2 separate regions of the Mus musculus genome follow, and region 1 is linked to region 2. The links are chromatin contacts, found by Hi-C or POLR2A ChIA-PET in ENCODE. All regions are on one chromosome and are shown on one strand. The core of a region is the stretch at or near the end of the contact, and the rest is flanking DNA. Distances in the headings are between cores, read along the strand shown. Region 1 holds the start of Sdc4 (syndecan 4). Region 2 holds the start of Matn4 (matrilin 4).

The links. Hi-C counts contacts between places; a loop is a spot of excess contacts on that map. ChIA-PET counts read pairs that join two places held with the same protein, here RNA polymerase II (POLR2A).
Region 1: POLR2A ChIA-PET joins it to region 2 with 12 read pairs in embryonic stem cell. The contact joins the promoter of Sdc4 here to the promoter of Matn4 in region 2. A Hi-C loop is called at or near these places in 19 of 37 maps with a recorded cell type or tissue (Patski, adrenal gland, gastrocnemius and 5 more). POLR2A ChIA-PET finds 5 or more read pairs at or near these places in 5 of 5 experiments (Patski and embryonic stem cell).

Annotation. Positions count from the first base shown.
Region 1 is chr2:164,438,369-164,446,141 of GRCm38, forward strand. It overlaps Sdc4 (syndecan 4), which reads right to left and starts at 4,820. Exons shown (of 5, transcript NM_011521.2): 1 at 4,722-4,820. The coding sequence starts at 4,796.
Region 2 is chr2:164,401,914-164,409,345 of GRCm38, forward strand. It overlaps Matn4 (matrilin 4), which reads right to left and starts at 2,905. Exons shown (of 11, transcript NM_013592.4): 1 at 2,578-2,905; 2 at 1-49. The coding sequence starts at 7. It overlaps Rbpjl (recombination signal binding protein for immunoglobulin kappa J region-like), which reads left to right and starts at 1,281. Exons shown (of 12, transcript NM_009036.1): 1 at 1,281-1,405; 2 at 2,546-2,648; 3 at 3,841-3,966; 4 at 5,819-5,889; 5 at 6,072-6,187; 6 at 6,455-6,629. The coding sequence starts at 1,384.

The DNA.
Region 1 (7,773 bases), core at 3,570-6,069, 38 kb after region 2:
GGTTCTTGTTTAAATATAAACCCATCTGATAACCTGCAAACAACCCACTTCGAAGATAAACAAATATAAGATTTGGGCTCCATCGGCCCCACCCCTAGGCTCTACCCTTCCCACCTAGCAGCTGCAGGACTCGATGTGGGGGAGGAGAGAGGTCCTAGGCAAGCCAGGGAACGGTCACTGAGGAATGTCTCCTGTTCCACTACTTGGAGGTACACTCAGCGCCTCCTTTGCAAGCTCATCAACACGGCCCACAACAATCTTTTAATTAATTTACTGTTTATTTATTGGTGCTAGGGAATTGAAGTCAGAGCCTCAACAGACTAGGTGGTTAACGAGCAGGCCCACTGTCATCACATTGTTTTAACACCCTAGCAGCTCCAAAAAAATGTCACAGAATCCTAGTGCAAATCAAACCTGGATGGCGCCAGCTTTGGTTCTTGAATTCAGACCAGTTGAATCCTTGGTGTTACTTAAGGGTGTGGGTGTGGAGAGGTGTACCAATGTCGTACCTGCTCTGTTGCACTGTCCAGGACCCAAGTGCACACACCGGTGCTGTGAATGTTCAAAGGCTCTAGACACTGATGCTGACTCCCAAAAGCCAAGATAAAAACCCAAAATGAACAAAACCCCTCAAACTTTCTTGCCCACTCCAAGATTCCTGCCACAGAGCTATGCTTATTAGCCAAGAGACTGATAGGAAGTGGTGACTCAGGCAGGCTGTAGTAAGACACAGTTGACTCACAGAGCCCAGTCCATCCCATTCCCCTACTTTTAAGCATTCATTTGGAAATCACAGCAACTCATGCAGCCCAGGAGGCTGAAAAAACAGCTAGGGGCCAATCTCTCCCAACAGAGAGTCCAGCTCTGCAGCTCCTCATTCAAGCCAGCTCAGCACTCCAAGTCCTTGGAAAAGCCTCCTGTTTCCAGGCGCTGGAGACGGCAGGAGCTGAATGTCCTCCCCACTTCTCTTCTGAGACAGGGACTTGTTTAGAGTCTACCAAAGAAGCCAAGAGAACTCCCCTTCCCCTCCCCATTTGGGCCGTGGAGTAAGGAGGACACTCAAGTGGCAATGGTCCAGCCTCCTCATTTTGGAGACAGGACGGACGCTGAGCTCTAGACACAAGGTATGTTTGCAAGCAACACAGAAGTCAGTCCCAAGGTTATCTGATGTCCCCATTATCTAGAATGTTCTCTAAGGGACAATCTAAACAGACAACTAGCATTCTCCTGATCTTGGCAAAACACTACATTCCTTTGAGCATCAGCTCTCTGTGAAAAGGGAGATAAAGATGCCTATACTACAGTACCAAACTACAGTCAGTCAGTCATCCTAGCAGTAAGTGACTTCAGAGCACCTTCTGGAAAGAAGTTTTATATGTGAGTTTATTCAGTCATACAATCATGGCCCATGGGGAAGGTAGGAGTTTCACTAGAAGGAATGAAGCAGAATTCTGGCCCCAGATGTGAATTGGGGGGTGGGGAGGTCTCTCCCTTTGCAGAGTTAGATGATGTGATTTCATTTCCTGGAGAGAAGGCCTCAGATGTCACACTCCTTTTTGAATAATTAGTGCTTAATTACTAATCAAGTATCAGAGGGCTGAAGAAGTGGCTCAGGGAGAGGACCTGGGTTCAATTCTCAGCACCCTCTTAGCATCTTACAACTCTCTGCAGCTCCAGCTCCAGGGGAACTGACATCGTCTCCTGGCCTCCTTGGGCCCAGGATATAGACATGGTACGCAGACATAGATTCATTCAGAATACACATACGGTAGTAAAGCAACGATAAGGAATGAGATGGCGGGGTGTCTCTTCTTGAAACCTCCTAGCTCCATCGTGATTTTGGAGAAGACCGTTCCGAGTTATAGGTCTCTCCCAACCCCACTGTGCTCTCCAAATTGTGGTCCAAATACTTCCCCAGATGTGCAGTTCCTCTATGGGCTCCCAAGAAGTCCCAAGAGGTCTCACCAGCCACTCATAGGCCCTAGAACCTCCTTGGGAACTCAGCCCCCACTTCCTGGCTACCAAGGAGAGGGTTCTCAAGTAGACTAGAAACGTCTTTAAGTTGAAGTACACCAGGTGGGTGGGAGATACTTCCTCGGAGCTGCCTGGGATTGGTGCCAAGTCAGTGGGCTGTGCCCCTGGGCAGCAACACCTTGGCCCACACCCCTCACCTCCCCCCCCCAACCACCATCCCAAAAACAAGGCTGCCTTTAATTGGCCAGGGTGGGAGGGGCAGAAGGCAGATCAGGGAATGCTCCCAGCTGGACAGGAAGAACAGGTTTAAGATGGCAAACCCGCCAAGCAGAGGAGAGGGCAGCGGGCGTTTAGCATGGGCTGCCTTTCCCAAATCTGGGTTTGGACTAAACCGAAAATTTGGAGAAAGTCCCTCGTAGCGTGAAGGTGGCAAGACTACTCTGTAGAGAGTAGATGGCCTGCTTGTATACTCAGTATTAAAAGATGGTATCATTTAATCTTTCAATATACTTTTCTGGAAAAGAGAATACAAGAACGTAACCACGTGTGCTGGGTTTTGGTGGTGGCGGCGGTGGTGTGATGGTGGTGTTTTGGTTTTTGTTTTTTGTGAGGGCCTAATTACTCAGTTATCAGAATGTGCTCAATAAATCAAAACAGCTGTTAGCTAAATCCTCTCCCCAGGCTTCATTTTCTGTCTCTGTCTCTGTCTTTCTCTCTCATTCCAAGGGAGAAAGAAAGGCAGACAGTATCACTTGCTTTTCCAGCCCAAGAGACATTTGGTCCGATTTTTCTGACCACAATCTAAGGGGGAAGCCCTGTGACCCAATTAGAGGCAAGATGCTCCTGACATTAGGCAGGGAGGAGGGAGAACTGAGGTCAGGACCAGAGATTGAGACCGAGGCCTCCGGAAGCAGCTGCTTTAGGCTGGCTTCTCCCCCTTGCTAGATCAGGTCACCCAAAGCAGGCCTGGCAAAACCTACCCCCCACAAACCACATCCTTCTGACTGTATCTGGGGGACACTGCGGTCTACTCCTCCCCCAAAGCACCTGCTGGCTTAGCAGCCCGAGGGGAGCGCAATGGCATGTGACTGGCCACATGGTGACCTCAGCCATCTCCTAGGTCCTTTTTCCTCACACTGCTCGGCCAGCATTCCTTCAGATGTCCACAAGGAAGGACTCGACTTCAGAATAGCCTTCAGCCGCTCATTTAAGGTTAATGCAACAGGAAGGCACGCTGGGCTCGCTCAGTCACCACCTTTCTGCAAAGATGCCTTCCCTTTAGTGGAAAGCCATTCCCTCATATTCTCGTTCATTCCACTCACAATACACCTTGAGGCTCTCCAATCCCAAGCATCAATAGATGTTAGACCAGTCTGGAATTATGGGAAAACGGGACCTAACAGCAGCCACAGGGACGAGAAGATAAAAGCAGGCATTTCCAAGTCTGTCTTAACTTCTGCCTGACTCAGCTGGTTGGTAGCTGTGTGACCTTCAGCAGGTTACTTAACCTCTGCCTGAGGACTAGTTTAAGAATGGTAAACAGGGAGGTTTTCTGAAATTAAACACGCTCGATTCCAAAGCCACCAGGAAGCCATCAGAGCAGAAACCAGCATGCAATGGGTTCCGTACCTAACTGCAATTGTGCTAGAGAGTGCATACACTCTCATCTCGAGCCTCCTGAACATAATCAACTATTCCCTAAATAAGCCCAGAGAAAAGGTGGCTTTCAAAAGAACATTAATGATTAAACTCCAGAGTCTCACTCCCCCTAAAACTTAGACTAACGGTACAAATGGCCCGTGCTCATGGGTCAGACCACCCTCTCCCAGGAACTGTCATGCCCTGTAAATTCCCTTGCCTCCTAAACGCCTGCTAGGACTGAGCTGATCCGGCCCTAGATCCTTGTTGACTCTGATCCTGAAAAGGAAAGGTTTCTTTAGGTTCCCTGGGATCTTTTCTCCTCTAGATCCTTCTCCGCACTCAGGTGGGTGCCTCAATTTCCCCGTGTGCGGTTTCAACCAAAACACTTCCCACAAAACAGTTGAAGCTCAATCTCTAGCCTGGAGCTGATCGGAAAGTTATCCTTTAAGTCCGCTCTGGAAAAATAAGGAACCCTACTTTTTGGACAGCCTAAAGCAGGAAGGGTCACCTCATGATATGTTCTGTAGATAGGTCAGGTGACCTTAGAAGGAGGTGATCTTGCCCCTTAAGTCAGTCGTACCAAGACTGTGGCCAGAACGAAGGCCAGGATTCAGTCTTCTCCATTCCCCAGGGTTTGTGAAACGGGGTCCTCCGCACAGCCCTAAAGTGTTCCAGCTCCCGAATACAAGCTGCCCACCCCGTCCCCAGACCATCTCAGATTCGAGCCTCCTGCTATGGACACCCAGAGGGCCACTCCGCGCGCAGCGCCAGCACTGGGATCACAAAGTAGGGGTGAGGGTGTGGGAGGAGAAAAGTTGACACCAACTTAGTCACGTCCCACCCGGGAGCCCAGAGGCCAGGCTGAGTCCAGAGCTCAGAGCAACAGGCTAGGGGTGCACGGCGCGTGGAAGAGTCTCCGGCAGCCTTCTCGAGACCCAAGAGCAAAGTTTCCTCACAAAGTTTTCCCTGTCTCGGCGTCCAGAGGGGGTTGGGGGGAGGGAGCACAGTTCGCGATGCACCCTACTCCCTCCGGATCCCGGGATTTGAGGGGACAAAGAAGGCACCCCCCAATTCTCCCCCCTCCAAGACATCCTTCAAATACATACCGACTCTCCGGGGACCAAGGGGAAGCCTCCGAGGAGCAGCAGCAGCAGCGGCGCAAGCAGGCAGGCAGGCGCCATGGCTTCAACAGCGCAAACCAGTGGCCCGGAGCGGGCGCGCAGCCCTTCTTATAGGCAGCAGCCCTGCCCCGCCCCCAGTGCTCGCCCGCACCGCCCGGAATTCCCCCGGGAAAGCTTAGGCCTGCGGGGTGCTGCGCTGGGCAAGCTGGAAACCACTGGGGTGGGACCCAACCCGCCCGGGGACCCGCCCACAGCGTGCCTGCCGGCTCCAAACTGACCTCAATCTGTAGCTCCAGGAGCTGCAGCCCATGATAGTTAACCGATCTACTGCGAGGCAGTCTGCCTAAAATCCGAGGATCACTGCTTAGCCCCCAATTTATAGCTGGGGAAACTGAGGCCCATAAACGGGGTAGGATTGACTAGGGGTCTGCTGTTTTTACCAGTCTTCAAAGCGGATGCGCTCCGCTTTGTCAGGGAGTATTCCCCAAGTGGCGCTTGAATTCGGATAGTTTTTGATTAGCAACTCTGAACCGACAACGACGAAATGGTTCAAGTTTTTCCAGGCCTGCTGTCGAAATTATTCCAACCCCAGGGCGCCAGCGCAGAAGCAGCTGGAAAGACAAAGGAACGAGCCTGCCTGTGCACTAAACAGTGTGATTTATCAACTGAAGTGTGAATTGTGTGTAATACTCACGTGTCACGAAATAGTCTTACTCTTTTGACTTGTCCTCTCAATTGACTCTCTTATTTCTCAAGGCGGCTTCTACACCGGATCCAAGAATGTTGCTTCTAACACCATCCTAACAAAGTAGGTAATGGTAAGATTCTTTAGTCCCACCCTCAGCACAGATACTGATGGAATCAATAATCGAAAAACTGAAGGACACACACACACACACACACGTGATAGGGAAGGGCTGTCATCCTGGCATTTGAGATACTGAGGCAAGGGGACAGTCGGAGTTTAAAATGAGCCAGCTGGTGTCAGTGTGAAACCCTGTCTTTAAAAAAGTAGGGGGAGGGGCATGCTAGAACCATCAATCAAAACTTTTGATCTTTGACATACCGATACATTGTTCTAAGGGTACATTTGTGCATACATAATGTGGTTTTGGAATTAGGGCATTTTGGCCTGTCTTAGGATATTCTGAATTCACATACTTTCCAAGGTAAATATGACCCCTCGCCCCTGTTCCTCTTTGAATTGCCTAAACTAACCCTAACTCACTATGTCCCAGCTCAGCACTACCTCCTCCATAAGAATACAGGCAGGGCATACTCTGTCCTGTTCTATTCCTTGGCTTTCCTTATTCTAGCCCTTAATTATTTTCTGAGAATTAAAGTCTCTTGTGGCAGAGAGCTTTGAGAGAAAAACAGTTTTCCAATACTGACCGTGGGTTTATCTTGCCCCAGACTTAACGGTGAGCAATTGTTCTCAATTATTTGAATATACTTCCCTAAAAGTTGGGCACTGAGAAAATAAATGAATCACTCTAACTAGAATAAGAAACTCTTTCTCATAAGCCGGGTGTGGTGACATGTGCCAGTAGATTTCTGAATTCAAGACCAGCCTGGTCTACACAATGAGTCAGGGCTATGTAGAGAGACCCTGTCTCAAAGGAAGGAGGATGACAAGGAGAAATCCTTTCTTATTAGGCATGGTTTTATAGGAGAGGCAGCCAGATCTCTGAGGCTGAGGACAACTTGTTCTATAGTTCAGGTTCCAGGCCAACCAGAGCTATGCAATAAGAGAGAACCTGTCTCAAAAGTAAAGAAATAAGTAAATAAATAATAGAAAGAAAACGTTTCGCAATTCAAATGGTTTCCAGTCTTTCCATGGATTTGGCTAAGTTGGCCCAGGATGGCCTTAAACTCATCCCACCCTACCTCAGTGTCCCAAGTAGCTGGTAAACAAGCCTAGGCCAGGCCAGGTTGGTGTAAACAATCTCAAGAACATAAATAATGAAGATATAGCTTATGTTTTATATTGATGGCTAACATTATGTTGGTGGATAACATTTTGTTGATGGCTGACCTTATGTTATTTCAAAGTTTAAATATTGTTGTGCTTAAGAGAACTATAAAGCAAAACTGGACCTCTGAATGTTAAGGGCCGCTAAGGGTTGTTTCTGTAATTGCCCGGGCTTGTACAACTTTAACAAAAGGGTTGTTTATGCAAGATAATGGCTCACAAGGTCAAGCAGCATTTCTGCTTCTGTAAACAAAAGCTTGTTTTTGCTGGAGATAGCATGAACACCTGGAAGATATACCTTTTAAAAAACAGGATGTTATTTTAAAACCCCTGACTAATGTGCCTAGTTGCTACATTTGGGAATAGTGGAGTCTGGGGTGTAGACCTGGCATCACTAGCTACCTATCTCTTCTTTGTGAAAATGTATCAGTAGTCAGTGATGAGTTTCTGAAGGTCGCAGACCCAGAACTATTTACTTATTTGATACAGATGATTGACCCAAAGGCACACAAACTAAGCAAGCACTGAGATGCACTGCCAGCCAGTTGGTTTGTTTGCTTTTGTTTTTCCAAATCAGGGTTTCTCTGTGTAATCCTAGCTGTCCTGGAATTCACTTGTAGACCAGACTGGCCCCAAACTCAGAGATTTGCCTGCCTCTGCCTCCAGAGTGCTGAGACTAAAGGTGTGTGTGCCATCACCCGGCTAGCCTTTCTCTTTTTTTTAAAGATTATTTTTGGAGGGGTCGCTGCACATGGCACAGCCCACATATGGAGCAACCAGCAGAGGTTTGTTCTCTCTATTATTTGGGTCCCAAGTATTGATCTCAGGTCATGAGAGGATGGCAAACATGTTTACCCACTCTGCCATCCTGCCAACCCTCCTTTTCAAAACACACACACACAAACACACACACACACACACACACACACAAGTTTATGTAATTTAACTTATACTAGTAGTTAGGATTAACAAATAGCTCCCAGAGCTCCCAGATTTGATTCTTCTGAAGTATTTCCTGATGCTGACGTCTGGGAAACATCAAAATGAAATGAAAAATAGGGATAA
Region 2 (7,432 bases), core at 1,655-4,154:
CTCTCATGGTGCTTGGAAGGATGACGAACCACAGTGTCACAGCCTGCAGCTAGAAAAGAAGGTCGCAAAGCAACAGTTTTGACGGTGCTTTTATTGCAGGGGATGAACACTCTGGCTTTGCGTATGTTCAAAATGTTTTGCCAGGCATAGCTGCACACTCGGGAGGCAAAGGCAGGCAGATCTCTGGGAGTTTGAGGACCAGTCTGTTCTTCATAGTGAGTTCCAGGCCACCCAGGGCTACATAGTGAGATTCTTTCTCAAAACAAAACAAAAAGGCTCATGATAATTTTTTGATGTCACCACACTGGGATTGCTGAAACTCACAGAGGAGCCTTTGTAAAAAATGGCATTTTACAGAACTACAGGGCACTAAGTTAATAAGAAGTAGATAAAAATACATAAAACTCAAAAGGAGATAAACGCTTGTATTAAAAAATTATATACATATGTGTGTATATATATATATACACACACACCATATATATGATATATATTACAGATCATACACATCATATATATTATATAGCATACACACCATATATGTGTGTGTGTGTTACATATATATACATGTATATGGTGTGTGCTCACACACTATGGCACACACGTGTGGAGGTCAGGGGGCAATTCGCTGAAGTCCGTTTTCTCCTTCCTCTGTGTGTGTCCCAGAATTAAACAGGACTGAACTCCGGTGGTCAGTCCCGACAGCAAGCACCTTTACCCACTGAGCCATCTTGCCAGTCCCCGAAAGAACCCCTTCCTAAATACCAGATATAGTGCTAAATGTGCTTTTCCGTTGTGGCATTGACCCTCTTTGTAGTTCCGACATTTAAGGCTGTTTTGGTTCGGTTCTCCCTATTCAGAAATAGGCTTTAAGAAATTAAATGCTGCTACCCAACGCCTTATAGCAGGAAAGTGGCTGCGGCCGAGATAGAGTCCTGTCTATCTGGTGTGTGAGTCAGCTAAGGTGCTCCACACTCTCTTCTTCTGCGGACAGAAATCATTCCCCATATTCCCCCAAACCCGTGCCACACGCCAAAGAGCAGCTCTTGGGGTCTGGGTTCTTAGTGGTAGGCCAGAGAGTGGAGTCCTGCACAAGACACGCCTCGGTGTCTGTTTCTCGCCTGCTCTTAGGAGAGGCCGCCAGGGGGCGCCTGCTGGGTCTGGCTTCTACTGCCGTGGGAAGCCTACATCTGCCCAGCAGGTGTCCCTGCCCAGAGCAAACAGGCCGCTGGGAGTCCCGGGACCTTGAAGATAAGGCTTGGACAGGATAAATCCAGTGTGAGGATCGGATCGGGGCTTAGATGTGTGAACGGTATCGAAGTCAGTGGCGGTAGATGTGCCCAGAGGGCAGCAAGAGAGCGGCCTGGGCCTCGATGAGCAGCCATGGACCCCAGGGAGACAACAGGTGAGCCCTCTCCTTCCTGTGTAGCCTAACTAGGTCCCTTGAGAACCACTAAGGGAACACACACACTGTACGGATGGAAAATGTGCTGCCCAATAAGACTACCCAGCTGGGCTCCAGGCACAGAACTAAACCTAGCTCTCACCCCCCTACACCCCACCCCTGTCTCTTCCTCCAGAGAAGCCTGGTTCCCTTGCACCTAAGAATCACTAAGCCTTTCTTCCGTTCCCCACCCCACCCCCACACGGCACACTGAGCCTGCTCTATCCATTTTTCTGTGGTTTCTTGGCAGAGCAGGCCATCGCCCCTTAACCCACGGCTGCCCCTCCCTCAACCCCCCAGTTCCTTGAATGAGCCCATTCTGAGCAAGGCCGGTGCGTGGCTCTGACTCCAGACCAGCTTCCTATCCGAGATTCTTCTCCCTTCTGGCTTTCCAGCGAGGGTAGAAGAACAAAAATCCTTCTGGCAGGGTCTGTGGTGGTAAGGTGACAAGCTAGCTAGATGTGCCAGTGGCTTGATGGTGGAGGTAGGAGGAAAGGCAAGCCTTTTCTAGAGTGGGCCAGAGCGGAGCCAGCACCCCAGGGCAAACATCTGAGTATAGCTCCACCGGGCCTTTGAAACTCAGGGTTGGCTCTTGACTAAGGGCTCCCTTAAGCTCCTCTTGGCTTAAGTCAACACGCACTTGATGTCGCTTGCACCTCAGGACTCTTAGAAAGTCAAAACAGCTGCCCTCTCAATTTCAGCTTTCCAAATCCGCTGTTCCACGGGGGGGGGGGGGGCGGTCTAGGGAGGGCAAAGAGAGTCATCATCGTTCAAAGGCTTGCTTTGAAGTAGTGGCCCATTAGAGTGAGCCCAGGTCTCCTGATAAGGATCCTTGCATTGAAGAGGAAATTTCTCGGACGCCCTTAGGATAGGGAAAGTGCATTCCCAAGGAAAGTGCGCTCCAAAGAGGTCTGAGTTCAAGAGCTAATCCGGAAAGGACACTTTGGGAAGGTGCCAGGCGTGGAGGGAGATTAGGGAAGGAGGACCTGCATTTTGTTGGCCTTGCCAGAGGGGGATCGGAAAAGGTACTGCAGGTTAGACGTGGACACGTAGGCTGTTAAGACTTGTCCCCCTACGGGTTTTACGCTGGCTTCCCTGCAGACCCCTCGTTGCCCCCGGGCCCTTTGACTCACCTGAGCCTGCCGGACAGCTCAGAGGTGCGGCTACAGAGCGACGGGCCCAGCCTCCTGGGGAGTTGGACCAGGTAACGGCGGCGGCGTGGGCAGGTTGCCCTAAGTGGGGAATGCCAGACAGCCAGGGCGAGCCCAAGCGGCAGCTGCATTTAACCTGGAGCGGGAGGGTGGGGAGGGGGAGCGCGGGCTGCGACCCCTCCCACTGGCAGGAGCGTTCTCCCCCTTCCTCTCAACACTCGGGCCCCAGCAAGCACGGCGCCCCTTTTTCCTGCTGCTCTGGGAGCTGCAGGCGCGAGCTGCGGGCCGGAATTGGGCTACAGCTGGAGTCGGGCGGCGACACTCCGGGCAGCCGGAATGCTCTGGAATCCTACACGAGACACTTCCCAGAGGAGAGCCCCAAGAGGCGGAGCGGTCCTGACCGCCGCCTGCCTGGCCTGCCTGGGCTTCCAAGGACGCGCCCGACTCTTGCCCTCCTCTGTCCCTTCCTGGAGTGATGAAAGGCCGAGACTTGGTCCTGCCGTAAAGGTAAAAGGACTCAAAAGGACAGCCTTGGAGTTCCCAGCTCTCTTCAGGGCCCAACTTGCTCATTTCCCAAATAAAGACTCACCACAGACTCTTTTTCATGTGCTCCTTTTAATTGCGCAGGCTTTGAGAGAACCCATCCTCATTTGTCAAACTCTCGGACTGATAAGCAACAGACCCCAGAGAGCTGACCCGTGCTACACTCAAAGAAAAGAAAACCCCCGTAGCATTAAGCCAAGGGTGTTGTTTGGGCATCAGAAAGACTCAGATCCGCCGCCTCCCCCCCACCCCAATCCTGGTAATGCAGTTTGGAGCCTTGGTCACATTTTCACCGGTGCATGTGCCTGCTCGAATTGAGGTTGTGCTCCGGACCTGGAGCTGGCAAAGGCTGTTTCCCCTTATGAGTTGAAAGCTTAATTACTATTTCCACAAAGCCCACCTCCATCTGAGAACCAAATGTAGGGTTTTAAACACAGCTATTCCACTTGGCCCCAGACTACAACAGCCGGGAAGCCACCCACACAGTGTAGCACCTGGGTGATCCTGGTGAGGTCTGTGCAGGGTTCTTGGAACACAAATATTTAGCTCATTTCCCAAGTCCTTCTTCCCCCAGATCCCTTGGAGGACATAAATCAACCCCATCTCCAACTTCAGCTCACTCAGCTTCAGGGGTGGGCTTTGTGCCAACTCAACCCTTGACTCTCCTTCCTGTGGCCCCGTGGGCCCAACCCCCATTCCTAGGTCACCCCCAGAGCATGCCATCATCCTAAGAGAAGGTGTGCGCACATGCCTGCAGCAAAGATGTGAGCAGACTGTGTGGATCCTGCATGCCAAGGTGGCTCAGAAATCCTATGGAAATGAGAAGCGGTAGGTGGCTCCCTACCCCGACCCAGGTCTCCACAGCCTTCAGCCCTATGCCTCCCTCCAAACCCACCACCATTTAGCTTCTTTGACATCTTGGAGGCCTCAAGGCTGACACCTCAGCCATTGTTCAGCCAGGGTCCTGTTCCCCAGCCAACAACAGCTGCCTACTGGGATCTAGAGCAGAACTTGACAGTGGCTGTCAGATCCCCACATCCCCGACCAGTATCCATTCATTCTGCTGCGTACTACATGTCACGCACCAGGGTCACTGCTGGGCACTAAGCCTCCAGCTGGACCAGGCAGATACAGCCTCTACTTCCATGGCATCTCCATTCTGGTAGGGGACATGCAGTCACCTCCCCACAAGCCAGCAAACAAGGTATTTCAGATTGTGATGAGAGCCAGAGAAAAACAGAGTGGAGTCACATAGTAGACCAAAGGGGATACCTTAGCTTGAAAGGTCAAGGAGGTCAAAGGGCTCTTTAAGAAGTGACATTGGAGCTGATGTACCAGTGCTGAGATAGAGCCAGGCATGGGAAAACTCCAGGAAGCATTCTAACTGGAAGCAATAGAAAACGCAAGGACCTCAAGGCTATATACTCAGTACTGTAAGAGGATGAAAGGGGGAGACTGGTCAGAAGAGGGGGACGTTAGAGAAGATGACAGGAGAAGCAGTGTCCAGGTCATGTGAGGATTTGGGATTTTAAACCACAAGGGATGTTGATAAGAGGACATCACAATTTGATTCATTTTCATTATTATTAATAATATCGTTTATTTTGTTATATTTTGGGGGGGATAAGACAGACTCTAACTCTAGCTCAGGCGGAACCTATACCAATCCTCCTGCCTCAGAGGCCCCATCCCTTCCGTACTGGGTTTAGGATTACAAACGTGAGCCACCACACCCAACTTAATTTAACTGTTACTTCTTTCCAGATTATTTATGTATTTTATATATGTGTGTGTATTTTGTCTACATGCATGCCTGTACACTAGAAGAGGGCATTGGATCCCATTACAGATGGTTGTGAGCCACCATGTGGTTGCTGGGAGTTGAACTCAGAACCTCTGGAAGAGCAGCCAGGGCTCTTAACTGCTGAGCCGTCTCTCCTACCCCTTGACTGTTATTTTTGTTGTTGATGTTGGTGGTGGTTCTGGTGCTGGTGGTGATACTGGTGCTGTGTGGATGTATAGATGCCACGATTCCTGTGGAGGTAAGAGGATAATGTGTGCAGTTAGGTGTACAGTTGGTTCTCTTCCTCCTTTTGATGGGTTCTGGGCATTGAAGTCAAGTTATCATGCTTGCCTCAGCAAGCCTTTTATCCACTGAGCCACCTGTTACTTAAGAACTAATCTGGGGCTGGAGAGACTACTCAGGGTTAAGAGCACTGGTGGCTGCTCTTCCAGAGGACCTGAGTTCAATTCCTCGCAACTACTTGCTGGCTCACAACCATCTGTAATGGGATCTGATGTTCTCTTCTGTCAGATGGTCTCTTCTGCCATGCAGGCATACATGCAAATAGAGCTCTCATATCCATAAATAAATTTTTTAAAGTAATCTAGTTGCTGTGTGAAAAACAAACTAAAAGAGGCATCTGTAGCAAGGGAGAGACAGATGGAAGGCTGAGTTGGGAAGGCAAGGGATAGTGGTTAGGACCAAGGTGAAGTTGGTAGGAATCTAACGGATTCCAGATGTGTTTTGAAGATGGAGCGGGCAGGACTTACTGATGAGGTCTAATAATGCATTAACGGTTTCACTCTGGGAGAGGGGACACTAAATCATGATTCTTTAAAAATTTATGCCACCTTGAGACACTTTTAAGACAGTGAAAATGATGTTATGTGTTCCCAGGTTCTTCTGTCCTCCACCCTGTGTCTACCTCGCGGGTCCTGGCTGGAGGGTGAAGCCAATGCAAGACCAAGGTGAGAGTGCCCTGACGGGCTGTTGCTCGGTTCTGCAGGAAGGACCAACTGCCTCAGCAGGGCCCGGGAGCCCAGACGGTTGCAGGCGCAGTCTCGCTGCGCCCTCTGGCGGCAAGAACTAAGTTTGACCCGCACCTGAGCTTCCCCCAGACTTCCAGGGTTTAATTCCCGTCCTTTTTCAGCCCTCCAATCTGCGGAGACCGGGCCCACCGTCTGCGGTTACATGGGACTGGACGGTGCGTCCGGCAGCGCTCCCGAGACCCAGAAGTTGAACTTTGAAGAGCAGCCGGACTCCAGGGTGAGGCTGCACTAGAGAGCATCAGATTCCTGCTCCTGGCGTTGCCTCTTTTTTTTTTCTTTTTGTAGAGGAGGCAAAACTGTAGACTCCCCAAGTCCCCTCCAGAAGCCAAAAGGCAACTGGGGAGGCCAGAGGGTGGGTTCTGACCTAGTCCCTAGATTAGTACGGTTTCTTGTCCTAATGGTAAGGATGTCATAACTGCGGAAGGTTGGCTCTTCCGCTGGCAAAGTTGAGATAAGGCCTGCCGCATCCCCTTGAGCCCCGTAGGAATTTGGTTGTGCCAAGACCCTGTACATCTCGGACGCCGATAAGAGGAAGCACTTCCGGCTGGTGCTGCGACTGGTGCTGCGAGGGGGCCAGGAGCTGGGCACTTTCCACAGTCGCCTCATCAAGGTGATCTCCAAGCCCTCGCAGAAGAAGCAGTCGCTGAAAAACACAGACCGTGAGAGGGGCGAGGTGGAAGGGTGCAATTCGAACCCAGAGCTGCAAAAATGGGCGGAGGGTGCAAGTGTGGAGGAGGGGGTGAGAGGTGGAGTCTGGGTAGAAAGAAGGGAGGAGTCTGGGTGGAGTGGCTGGCCTAGACTAAGAGAAAAGGCACACAGAGATTTCAGACAGGACACAGGTAAGAGATAGATATCAGATTTGAAGATGACAGTGGGGGACTCAGAACAGACAAAAGCTGCAGCCAGGTGCCAAATCCGGGGCAAATTAAAAATGACCTTAAGGAAGTTGCATCAGCCAAAGATGGTGGTTCCCATGTGTAATTCCAGTGCTTAGATAAAAGAACTCTGAACTCTTATCTAGGTCAGCCTAGGAGGGAGTGAGTGGGGAAAGGAAAGAAAAATGGATCGGGAGAGAGAAGGAAAGAGAGAGGGTGGGTTGATTGGTTGATTTCAGTATAGCATACCATGTGGCTTGCTTGAGACTGTCTGCCCAGAAAGTGTCCCCCAGTCTGGAGGTAACCACGACTCAGTGTGATCCCGGAATCCAGCTCCTTGGTGTCATTGAAAAGTCCTGTGGAATATCCCAGTTCCAAGCAGTGTCCTAGCTGGCACCTTGGTGCTCAGGAAAAGTGGGGGACCTAGAGTAATGGTTATGCGTGCAGAGTCTGGCAGTCTGGCTTCGAATCCTGTCCTGGAGAGTGAACTGAGCTGACATATGTATTTAGAAAAGCAAAGGATGGGGAGATGGCTTGGTGGGTAAAGTGCTTGCAAGGCAAACACATGAGCCTGGGTTTGAATACCC